2 separate regions of the Mus musculus genome follow, and region 2 is linked to region 1. A link is a loop called in an ENCODE intact Hi-C map of the cell type or tissue named here. Cell type or tissue: heart. All regions are shown on one strand. Links, peaks and the distances in the headings refer to the core of each region. The heading gives the core; the rest is flanking DNA.

Evidence for each region. A loop is a pair of places that touch in the nucleus more often than their neighbours do. Peaks named below come from ENCODE experiments on the same cell type or tissue, not always from the same donor. Only the 100,000 strongest peaks of a DNase experiment are listed, where the experiment ranks them.
Region 2: a loop joins it to region 1, with 2.1 times the contacts of the local background. A loop is called at or near these places in 4 of 42 quality-filtered maps.

What each region holds. Positions count from the first base shown.
Region 1 is chr3:21,638,873-21,644,614 of GRCm38, reverse strand. No RefSeq gene overlaps it. Among named protein-coding and RNA genes, the nearest start is that of Gm31693, 61 kb to the left of the region's middle. In heart, for the core only: no CTCF peak of the experiment used is centred there; no DNase peak of the experiment used is centred there.
Region 2 is chr3:21,527,948-21,533,689 of GRCm38, reverse strand. No RefSeq gene overlaps it. Among named protein-coding and RNA genes, the nearest start is that of Gm31610, 41 kb to the right of the region's middle. In heart, for the core only: no CTCF peak of the experiment used is centred there; a DNase peak (open chromatin) is centred at 2,589.

The sequences.
Region 1 (5,742 bases), core at 1,133-3,632:
ATCCTAACAGGAGTGTATGTTAGAAATAAGAGAGACCTGTAGTGTTTTCTGCTGCACTTAATTGGTTCAGATTAAGTAATATTATATGGGTGACAGACTTCTATTTCCTTTGAACCTACTTTCCTTTGCATGCTGTGACATACTAAACAAAACGATGTGCCTAAAAATGGGAAGGTGGACATAATTATCCTTAGACTGGAGAAGGGAAGTTGATCAGGTTGCTAAGACTTGATAACATCTTCCCCTTTGTTCTATTTCTAAAATCCTCAGGAAGCCTTCTGATCCGGAATTTGATTTCCTGTGTAGTTCTACCTACCAGAAGGGATGTGCTGACAGTTGGCCTAGCTCCTGGACCAAGCATGCTTCCAGTTTTACATGAATAAATTGGCTTTTTGACAGAGTGAATGAGAGTATGAGGTTGCTTTGCATGAATCTAGCTCTAAAAATGCTTGAGCCTAAAAACTGTGAGTCCAGGAAAGGACATTGAAAATAAGATGTGGGCATTGTATAGTTGTATAGAAGAAAACCCTGAGGGGTTTTATGTTTATTTTGTTTTTAAGTAGTTAATTATTTTTCTTAAAGTGAAGTTGACATAGAACTTTAATAACTACTGACATCAGGTGTGTTCCAAAACCGAGGCCATACTCGAGTTGACCCTTTCCCACACAGGAATGTCTATTTAACCCATCAGTGACTCTTCATGTCTGTACTGAGATAGATCATATTCTTTTGTGAGAGTCTGAACAGTTACACACCAGCATCCCCTGGGTATCTCAACGTGTACTTTTATTAACTAAACAAGTAATATTTTTCCAAAGGAAGCTTAAGATTTGAAAGAAGAAACAGAACCACATTGGAAAAACAACTAAATTGGGAGTACCCTATGGAAGGGCAACAATGCCCTTTCTCAACAGAACAGATTAACAAATAAAAATCCCAATGCCAGAAATGGTTTACTTCTTTGGGATCTGTTGACTAGTGTGAACCCTTAGATTCCCCAATTTCATAAGTTGTTGCTAATGTTCTTGGTTGTTCTTCAGACTTACCTTGACAATAAGGCCTCATTGCTGAAGACTGTATGTATTTGAGTTACAGAACATGGAGAAATATAGCAGGTGCTCACCAGAGAAGCTTCATTTTGCAGCAAATGAAGATTAATACAGAAATCCACAATAGGTCAAGGTGCAGAGAATAAGAGACTGTGGAATGTGCCATCCTACTAAGTGGAACATCTATATTATACTTCTCCCTCTCACGGTTCAGAGACTATTGTGGAAAGACTTGTGGTGGAAAGATTATAGGAGCCAGAGGTGGTGGAGGCTAAAACAAAATGGGTTTTTCTGGACCCAACAGGGCAGTTGAACATATGAACTCATAGTGGTTGTGAGAGCATCCACATAACCTGCAAATGCTCAACTCAGACAATATCTTACCATGGAGAGGGGGTTAGGAATGAAGTCTTCTCCCTAGACGAGGAGACATCAGTGAGTTATAGCATTTTGGGGGATGGAGAGTCAGATTTATTTGAAAGCTTAGACTTTCGTAGGTAGATCATGCTTCAGTGGATGGCAACTTACTAAGAGTACATGAGGAGCATGAACTGGATTTGAGTATGGGGTGGATATGGAAATAATTAGGAGAGGCTAGTGAGTATAGTCAAAATACAATTTCTTTTCATTTTCACTTATTTCTTATTATAGTTTTTTCCAGATATTTATACATTCTGGATATTAATTATCCCCTTCTTAGATCTATAGTCTGCAAATGTTTATTTTTTGATACAGATGTGTAAAATAAATTTTACATTTCCAGGTTGCTCTTATAGTTGGTGCATTGGAACAAGCACAGCTCACCAAACCTCAGTCTTTCTGAGCATGCCTGTGTGTCTGACTTAGTCACGCCAATTCTGAAGCTTTGCAGTATACATCTGCACATATTTTTTTTTTCTATTCTGCAGAGTGGCTTGTCTACACACTTGGCTGATTGTTTCCTTTGCTTCATAAAAATCTCTTTAGGTTGACATAATCTCATTTGTCCTATTTTGATTTTGTTGCTGCTGCTGCTGAGATTTTTAATCTAAAAAAAAAAGAGAAAGAAATAGAAGTTCTCTTTCAGATTAAAGTCATAATGCACTTATCCATTGTTGTTTTTCCAGGAGTATCAAGATTTCAGGGCTTACATTTTAGTCTCTAGTCCATTTGGTGTTGATTTTCAAACATGGTGCCTCATCTTCATTCTTTTGCATATGGATAACCAGTTCTCCCAACATCATATATTAAAGGAGCTAATCTCTCTCTCTTCCTCTCTCTCCTGTCTCTCTCTCTTCCCTTCCTTTCTTTTTTTGTATGGAAAACAGATTCTTTTCTCCTACAATACATCTCAACCCCAGTTACAGCCTCCCTCAACCTACCTTCCATTCACCTTCTATTTCCTTTCAGAAAAGAGCGGGCCTCCAAAAAAACAACAACCAAACATGACAAAACAAAATACAATAAGACAAGGCAAAAGCCCTAATATGGAGGCTGGATAAGGTTCCAATAGGAGGAAAAGAGTCCCAAAAGCAGGCAATAGAGTGAGACACCCATGTTCTTACTATTAGGATTTCCACAAAAATTAAAAAAAAAAGGAAAAAGCTCGAAACCATAACATATACACAGTGGATGTGGCACAGACGCAGGTGGGCCCTGTGCTTGATGTTTCAGTCTCTGGGAGATCATATGAGCCCTGCTTAATCAAAGCAGTGGGTCATGTTCTCTTTGTGTCCTCCATCCCTTCCGACTCCTAGAATCTCCCCCCTCCTGCCCTTCTTCCACAGTATTTCCTATTTCCTGATTCAGACTCTGCATAATTACTGGCTGTGGATCTCTGTACTTGCTCCTATCTCATGCCACAGGAAGCCTTTCTGATGATGACTGGACAAGGCTCTGATCAATGAGTATAGCAGAACATCATTGGAAATCGTTACATTGTGTTTGTTTGTTTGTTTTTAACCAGTTGTGTTAGGTCTGTGGGCCATCCAGCTTCTGGACCATCCAGGCAGTCTAAGGCATGGGCTCCCTCCCTAAGCATAGACCTCAAGTTAAACCAGACATCGGTTGACCACTGTAATAAATTCTGCATCACCATTGCCCCAGTATATATCTTGCTGGCAGGACAAATTGTAGATTGAGGGTTTTATAACTGGGTTGGTATCCAGGTTTCTCTTTCCCTAATGTGAAGAGTCCCTTTACATACCAATGACACTAGACAGTAGTAATAAAGGCTTAATGCAGGCACCAACTCAACCTCTCTATGTTCAGTGAGCTGTGTAGATGGTGTCTTCAGCAGTGGAGTCCCATTGTCAGTTTTCAGAGAGTGATTCTTTGTCCTAGCTCCAGTCTGGGTTGTTAGACATCTCCATGGGACCCCTTCGCCTAACAACTTAACCAAATGCAATCCAGTCCTACCACTGGAAATCTTGCTTGACTTCAAAAGATGGCCATTCCAGACTCTAGACATTTGCACAAAATTTTCAAAGAACTAATAGAACAAATTAAAAATAAGTGGAAATAGGAAAAGCCTTGAATCGGGGCAAGGAAGAGCCCTCGATTACCTCTCACCTCTCATAGCTGCTCTGAATTGCATTGACTCCAAGTGTGATGTCATGTTCTTTATACTGCTTGACAAGTAAATCATTCTGCGCCTGGCAAAAGAATCATCATTCTGCACAGTGATACACTGATTACCTCATAATTTCACACCAGAGGTACATTGATTGCCATTCATTATCATATAGCATAATGGAAAAACTTCAAATACGATTTTAAATTATTAAGCTCTATAAATCTAATTATCTTAATTATTTGTATGTGTTTTGACATGAGTAAACATGCATGCAAGTGTTTTTAGAGAGCATAGGAGGGCAGTGGATTCCTTTACAGCTGGAGCTACAGGCAGATGAGGGCTGGTGCTGAGAACTGAACTTGTCTTAATTATTGATCACTTTCCCAGCCCCAAACTGCTGTTATTTAACAAAGTAGAAATTAGAAAAGAATGGGTATAGAAACATCAAATTCTTGTTTCATATTTGGGAGAAGCAGTCTTCTTAAATAGGTGATCAAAAATCATATGAAAATCTTCTCAAATTCTGGACCCACAAGGGCAACAGGAATTTAATCAGAGGTTTTGTTTTGTGAATTTGATATTGACACACAGAAATGGTCGAATGGGTTGATTAAGAGGCAATGGTACAATTCGTGTGACCCAGGTACATATTTCTTGGTCAAGTAGAGATGTGTTTAGCTCACCACAAGAATAGAGAATAGAATATTCTAGAATGAAAAGGGAGTCTAAGTTATCCTCACACATACAGTGAGTTGTGGTTAAAAGGTTTTTAAGTGAAAAGACCACTCTATTTTACCAGAAAACTTGGAAATATATTAAAATGACCAATTTCAGAACAAAACGAAACACAACACCTTAGCCAGCGATCCAAAATGGTCTTTTCTCTTTGGAAACTATTCTGAGTTTGAGAAGTTAAATGAATTTATGAATGGATACATTTATAATATTGAATGGATGGAAACAATATCTACCTAAGCGAAATAAATCAGAGCTTTGGGGAATTGAAAAATAATTTTATTGTGGCATTTGTGATGTGACTTTCCTTAGACTTTGTTCTTTTGTTCTTTGAAGGTCAGGACCCTTGCTTCCCTCTCCCTGGTGAAGAGAGCTGTAGACCTCTTCCCTTTAGAAAACCTTTCTGAGCGTGAGGCGCCACTTCCTGAGTATTGTTTCTTCAGGTTTAAGTTGCTGCTTCCCTTCTGGGGCACGGTGCAAAAGGAAACTGAAATATTTAATCTTTTAAAGTCAAATTCAAACAATCCCACCTTAAAATAGCAGAGCTCCCTTTAAGCCGATCTGCACACAGACAGAAAGGGCATGCGTGCTGCACTTTGATCAAAAGGATGAAGAGCCTTCATGTGGGCTGTGAGAAAGGCAGCTGGGGAGTCTCACTGATACTTTTTATTTCTGTCTCTTCTTTCTTCCTTGTCCAGCCTTTTCTTCCCCCTCCCCCTATTTTTTGGAAACCTGTAGGAACAAACCTTTTCCCTTTCCATATGACTCTTCTATTATTTGGATACACCCTGATGAAGCTGCCAGCATTATCCTGATAACTCTTTGTCCACAACTGAAATCAAGCCCAGGCAATATTCGTTGCAAAAACTCTCTAGAGAAAAGGCAGAGTTAGTGGCTGAAAATGGATGCCGCTGTCCAGGTTCAACCCAGAGATTATAAAAGTGTCATGAAGACACTGAGATTCACATATTGCCTTCCCCTGAATGGTGACCGCAATGACAGGAACTGGACAGGTGGCATCATTACACATAATCTTTACCTCTGAAGTAAAATGAGAAAGAACCTCATGCAGCATGTTTGGGCACGTTACCAATAGCTGGCAACATCAGCAGTCATGCTTGACAAATGCAAGATGGCTTTAGGCTTGCTTGTCACAGCTTGAGCATTAAAAATATATCTCGTGGGCTGGGGAGCGGCTCAGTGGGTATAGCTTGATAACCTGAATAAGGTTTCCTGGAACCAATGCAAAAAGCCAGACACAGTCCTGCAAGCCGCTGTGGGCAAGTGCAAGGTGGAGACAGTTGGCAGTTTGCCTGTCATTCACCCTTGTCTCAAACCAGGTGGCAGATGAAGACTGATACAAAGGTTGTCTTCTGACACATGCACTGTGATGTATACACTGTG
Region 2 (5,742 bases), core at 1,618-4,117, 110 kb after region 1:
TCCTTCCCAGGTCTCTGAGGGGTTTAAATTCAGTGATCAACCATCTATGTTTCATGGTAAATGATTAAATAGGAAAAGTTTATGCCATGTCTGAGGATATAAAAGCTTATAAGAAACTGTCTGAAGGTCTAGGAAGGTGTTTTGAGGTGGGTAAATGAAATTATGGTGGATTTGTCCTTTAGATAGGAAGCTTCAGGGAATCCATTCAAATCTGCCTTCCCTAGTCAAATGGCCTCAAAATAAGGACTGTCAATTAACAGCCTGTTTGCTCCTCCCACCTGCCTGCTCTTGAGAAGACGATCTACTCCCCTTTCCTTGGTCTTAGGAAACCCCCCCCCCCATCCAACTACAAAGACCATGGGCCTAAGAGTTTCAAATGTACACCCCACAAAACATTTTTCTCGCTAAACTGTATCTTCTACCCCAAAGAGCCACCGGGTTCTCTCAGAATCTGCATCCAGGAAAGCTCCAAAACTGTTCTCCACAGGTGCTCTGGCCACCCTCACAGACTGTTTCACCTGCTGTACAGTCTACCCCAAGATGGTCCCACCACCTGGACAGCAGTGAAATAACCAGCTCTTCACAGACGTAGGACATTCCAGCCTTTTGTCCACGCTTCAAAACTGCGCCTCAATGTCAGCAGGAAGATGACACTACCCTCATCCATTTATAATCAACTAAAGGCTGATTTCAGACCTTATGGTACAGGGACTGAGGTGCCTGTTGTACATGCCAAGGCAGGCCTGGCCTCCTGGTTCTCCCAGCATCCCTCAGTCCCTACCTGACACACTGTGCCCAGAACCCTGAACTTTCCAGCCCAGGGGCTGAGCTACCTTTCCTCTAGAGGCTTCTCCCTATATAATCCAGACATTTTGCTCTCCTTTCTTTTTCCTCCTCCTCCTCCTCTTTTCCTCTTCTTCCTGTTCTTTTCTTCCTCCTCCTTCTCCTCCTCCTCCTCCCCATCTTCTCTCTCTGCATGCACACTCTTTTCTCTCATTCTCTCTCTTCCCCTTACCCCTCCTTTCTCCATGGTGACTTCCTTCACCTTGGTCTTTGAGGCCAGTGAATTTGCCCACTGAAGAGCTGCTTCCCAATAAACCTGCCTTTAATACAATCTAATCTGTCTTAAATTGGCTCATTCACTATCAGCAGAGAAATAACCTATCACTCTCCACCTTGTTTTCTCTATTATCTGGAATGAACTCTACATGTGTCTCTCAGTCCAAACCTTCTGAGCCCTAGTGATAGCTACCGACTGAAACGTTCCCGCTAACATCCCTCATGCCCCACATGGGCCTGGCTCTGAGAATGCCCTTCACACTCAGGACTGCAACAGCCTTTGTCCACTGCACTTGTACAACTTGCTTACATGGAAGAGGGTTTTTAAACTCCATCTTCTCATCCTCCCCTCCAACTCCTGACTAAAACAGAACCTCCAGGGGCAGGGCTCTGCCTTCCCCCAGGTTAGTGGGGGACTCCCAGGCTGCTAGATAAGGTGTGCTAACTCTGAGCTAGATCAGAGATTGGCGAACTCATTTCACAAAAACACACTACATAAATATTTTGGGCTGAATGTTCTCAGTTCACAACTACCCTGCAGCATTTCCATTTGAGCTTTGCTATTAACTACAAAAGCTCCCACTAGATGACAGACAAAATATTCACACGTGTATGCAAATGAGTGTGGCTGTGTCCAATAAGGCTTTACTTATAATGGATGATGGTGGCTATAGTTCACTGACCTCTAAGGCATGCGATTATTTAGCTTGGTAAAAGTGACCAGTGTCCAAAAGGTTGTCTGCACTTGGTTTGTGCTTGTGGGACAAATTAATCAATAAAAGAACCCACTAAAGTGCTCTTGTAGCATCCCACTTTAAAAGAGAAGGTCACACTGTGGTATTACAGGAGGTTCTTGAATAAAGTCACACTGGCAGGTGGAAATTCTTTTAAAATTCTTTTCTAATATTAATTAATTAACTAATTAATTTATTTATTCACTTTGTATCCCAATATTAGCCCCCCCTCTTCCTAGTACCCCCTAACATTCACATAGATCCTCTCTGAATTTCCCCCTCCCCTTCTACTCTGAGAAGGGGGGCTTACCCTGTGTCATCAAGCCCCTGGAAAATCAAGTCACTGTTGGACTAGGAGCAGCCTCTCCCACTGACCAGATAAGGTGGCCTAGCTAGGGAAACAGGACTTGTGGAAAATCTTGGTGGTCTGGGTATATGGTAAATGGAAAGCATGGGACTCCTTTCTGAATTCAAATGTAGTCTGCACACGTTTTGGTTTTCTGTTTACAGAATATACTTGACTTAATTGGCTTCCGAACAAAGGGTTGGTTGAGGAATAATTTGTGAATTTTGAAAACTTTCTGAATAAATGCTGTTTCTGAAGGAGGAGAAGAACCAGGAGTCAGTCCCACTGAGGTTCCATTGAGTCCCAAGGTCAAGCTTAATTTACAAACCCCTTAGAAGGTGAAACATAGCCTCCCAACTGAACAGTCTCTCTGCACTCCCCGTTTCCTGGGCTGGGTGGGTGAAGCTGACTGCACTTTGCCGGCAGGATCAAAGTACATGAAAAGTCCCTGGGAGGAAGCAGCTGTTCTTCTGCGTCCTGCTAAAGAGCTTCAGAATTTCCAGGGAAATATAAACTTCCTGAAGGCCCCCGGGGATCTCCCCTTAAAATGCCAAGGCTTTGTTTATGCCGCTAGTAAGTACAATTATGGTGGGGATGGGTGGTTCTGAGGGAGACAGAGGCAAGCTACAGAAGATAAAGAACTTTCCAAAAAGAATTGAAATAGGTGGTATGGTGGGTGGGGGTGGGGGAGGCAGCATTAAGATTAGAACAGTCATTTCCCTCAATTCTTTGACTTGTTCCTTCAAATATTCAACGCTGTATAAGTCTGTTGGCTGGACTGCTTTTTCTTTAAGACCGTGGTAATTTAGGCTCCAGAGGTGGTGGAAGATTGATGCAGTCTAGGGGTCTTGATTTGATTCATTTTCTCTGCCAGTTAAGGAATTAAGTGGCAGGAAAAACCTAGAGTGCAACAGATAGCAGCAGAGAAAACTCAAGCACAGCAGACAGAACCTGCAGTTGAAGAAAGGCATTTCTGTTCATTTGGAATGAGGAACACATGCACATCCAGACACACAGAGAAAAATTCCCTCCGCAATGCACAGGAGTTGGGGTAGGACTTGGAAAGCCAAAAACACCAGTCTCTTCTCAAGGGCTGCTGGTTAAAGCTTCCGAAGGGTCTTCCTCCCAAACTTGGGGTTGGTCAGTTTGAAGGAATCGAGGATGGTTCATTATCCCACAACTGCTGTGTGACATGTTCTGAGCAGGCCTTAAACTTTTTGAAATAGTCCATCAATAGGGCCTGCTGATGGAAGACTCAAACAAACTCTACAAAACCATTGATTTAAGAAGCCAGCTTTTGTCTCAAGTTAGGAAGATAAGGATGAAGCTGTCTATCCTTGAAACTTACTACCTTTATTCGCTAGCCCTGGGCTCTCATCTTTCTCCCTACCAGGGAGTCTGTCTAATTCCCATTCTCTCAGGATGACTTCCCTGTTGACATCAAAGGCTCTAGTAACTAAGGCAAGCTTGTTCTTTCTGGCTACTCATTCTGGATAGATCAACGAGGGATTGACTAACTGGTCAAACAAGAAACACAGCTACAGTGGCATGGTGACTTGAACAGATAATCAGTGAATTAAGTTTTTAAAGTATTTTTAAATTTTGATTTATTAATTTAGGAAAACATCTCAGTATCACCATCATTTGTGAAGGCAAATATCAATAGGTTCAGGGAGAGGGCAGACCTAGAAAGTTATGTAGAATTCACCTGAGGATATGAAAAGTCTGTTAGCTGGCTTGCATTTTGCAGGAGAGGAAATTTACCTAAGATGTTCAATGCATTGTTTTAACTAAGAAATACCAAAGTGTCTTAAAGAGTAAGCAATTCAGGGAATCAGTGCTCAGTCATTTGTTGTAGACTGATAGGTAAGTCACCATTGTTTTTAAAAAGCTGGTATCTACCTATCATACCTGAGGGCACAGGGCAGAATGAATGGCTCAGTTTTAAAATAGTAGTGGCTAGTTTCCGAATTGTTTTTCTAGACATTTCAAGGACTTGGATGAAATATTTCAATTAGTCAAAGAAGCATGGCATGTCAGAGAGCATAAGAACTAGAAAGAACATGTATACTTTCATAGGCAAAAAGGAGATACACAAAGGATACTTTTAGTGTTGGAGAGATGATTCTGGGGGAAAAAGTAGTTTCGGATCAAGTATGAGAATCTAAATTTGACTGCCCAGAACCCATATAAAAGTCAAATGTCACTCAAGTATCAATTATCTCATAATTCCTATGAGTATGGGAAGTGGAGACAAGAAAATTCCAGGAAGGTAGAGGGTAAGCTAGTCTGGCATGTGTAGAGGAACAATAAGGAGACCCTGTTTCAAGGAAGGTAGAAGGTAGGAACTGACACCAGAAGTTGACAGCTGCCATGACATACTTGTGTTTACATTAGCATGCAGTAGGTTGTCCTGATGCTGCTTGTAGTATTCTAATGGTAATTTGGGCTCCCAAAACTGATTGCACCTGAGAAGAGAAAGTCTGAACATAGATTCTGTCTACAGTTAATTGTATTTGTTAAATAAAGATGCTAATAATAGCCAGTAGCTGGGCAGAAGGGGCAGAGGTAGGTAGGTTTACCAGGCTTAGGCTTGGAGTCAGAGAAGAGGAGGAAGAAAGAGAACATGAGGAGAGGAGAAGGTAGAGCCACCATGGGTTAAGGGTGAAGAGAACGTGGACCTGAGGGCTGCCTAATTGGAGCTAAGGGCACCCCTGCTATTTTATAGGTCAAGCTGGCTGTCAAATGAAGCACTATAAAGATACTGTGTGTACTCAACATGTAGCATGACTTCTTGATCTATTTAAAGAACCAAATGTTAACTTAGGGCTGGAGATTGACACGCATGTAAAATGCTGCTGGTGACCAGATTTGCTCGAGGTTCAGTGAGAGACACTGTCTCAAAGGAATAAGGCAGAGACTGATAGAGCAGGACCCTGAGGTCCATTTCTAGTCTGTGTATGTGTGTAGGCATACACATCTACAATTCATGTGTGTACATGACATACCTATACTATATATGTAGACACGGAGACAAGCGTTATTTATTAAATTGTAAGTTGTGAAGCACACACGAATAAGCAATGGAAAACTTTTTTTTTTCCTGCTCTACAGAAGCACAATTTTTAATGGGAGACTTCACTGTATGATACATGAAGATTCCATTCTTTTTGTTATTTGAGGAGTGAAAAGAAGGTTGATTTTTTTTTTTCTGTTAGCTTCCTTCTGGCAGAATTAACATGAATGCAGCCTTTGAGCAGTGCTTACCAAGTTCTAGTTCCTGCTGCATGTATTAATGGTGTGCTAATACAATCCTCCTTTAATCTTTTCAGGAGAGAGTTTTGTCAGTTTCTTAATTGACTTACAAAGTGTTTCAAAATGAGGAGTAATAGACACATGCAAATTAATTTATTTTCTATCAAACAATAAAGTTCATTGTTCAAAAGAAAACTTTGGCTTAAACTTTGTCTATATATTCTCTTCCATCTTGCTCGTATTATTTTCTTTTTGTGTGTGTGTGTGTGTTGAATCTTGTTATTTTGACCATAGGAAAAGAAAAAAAATTGTATCTGCAGATCCCCACTGAGAAGTATTTTTGTCTTG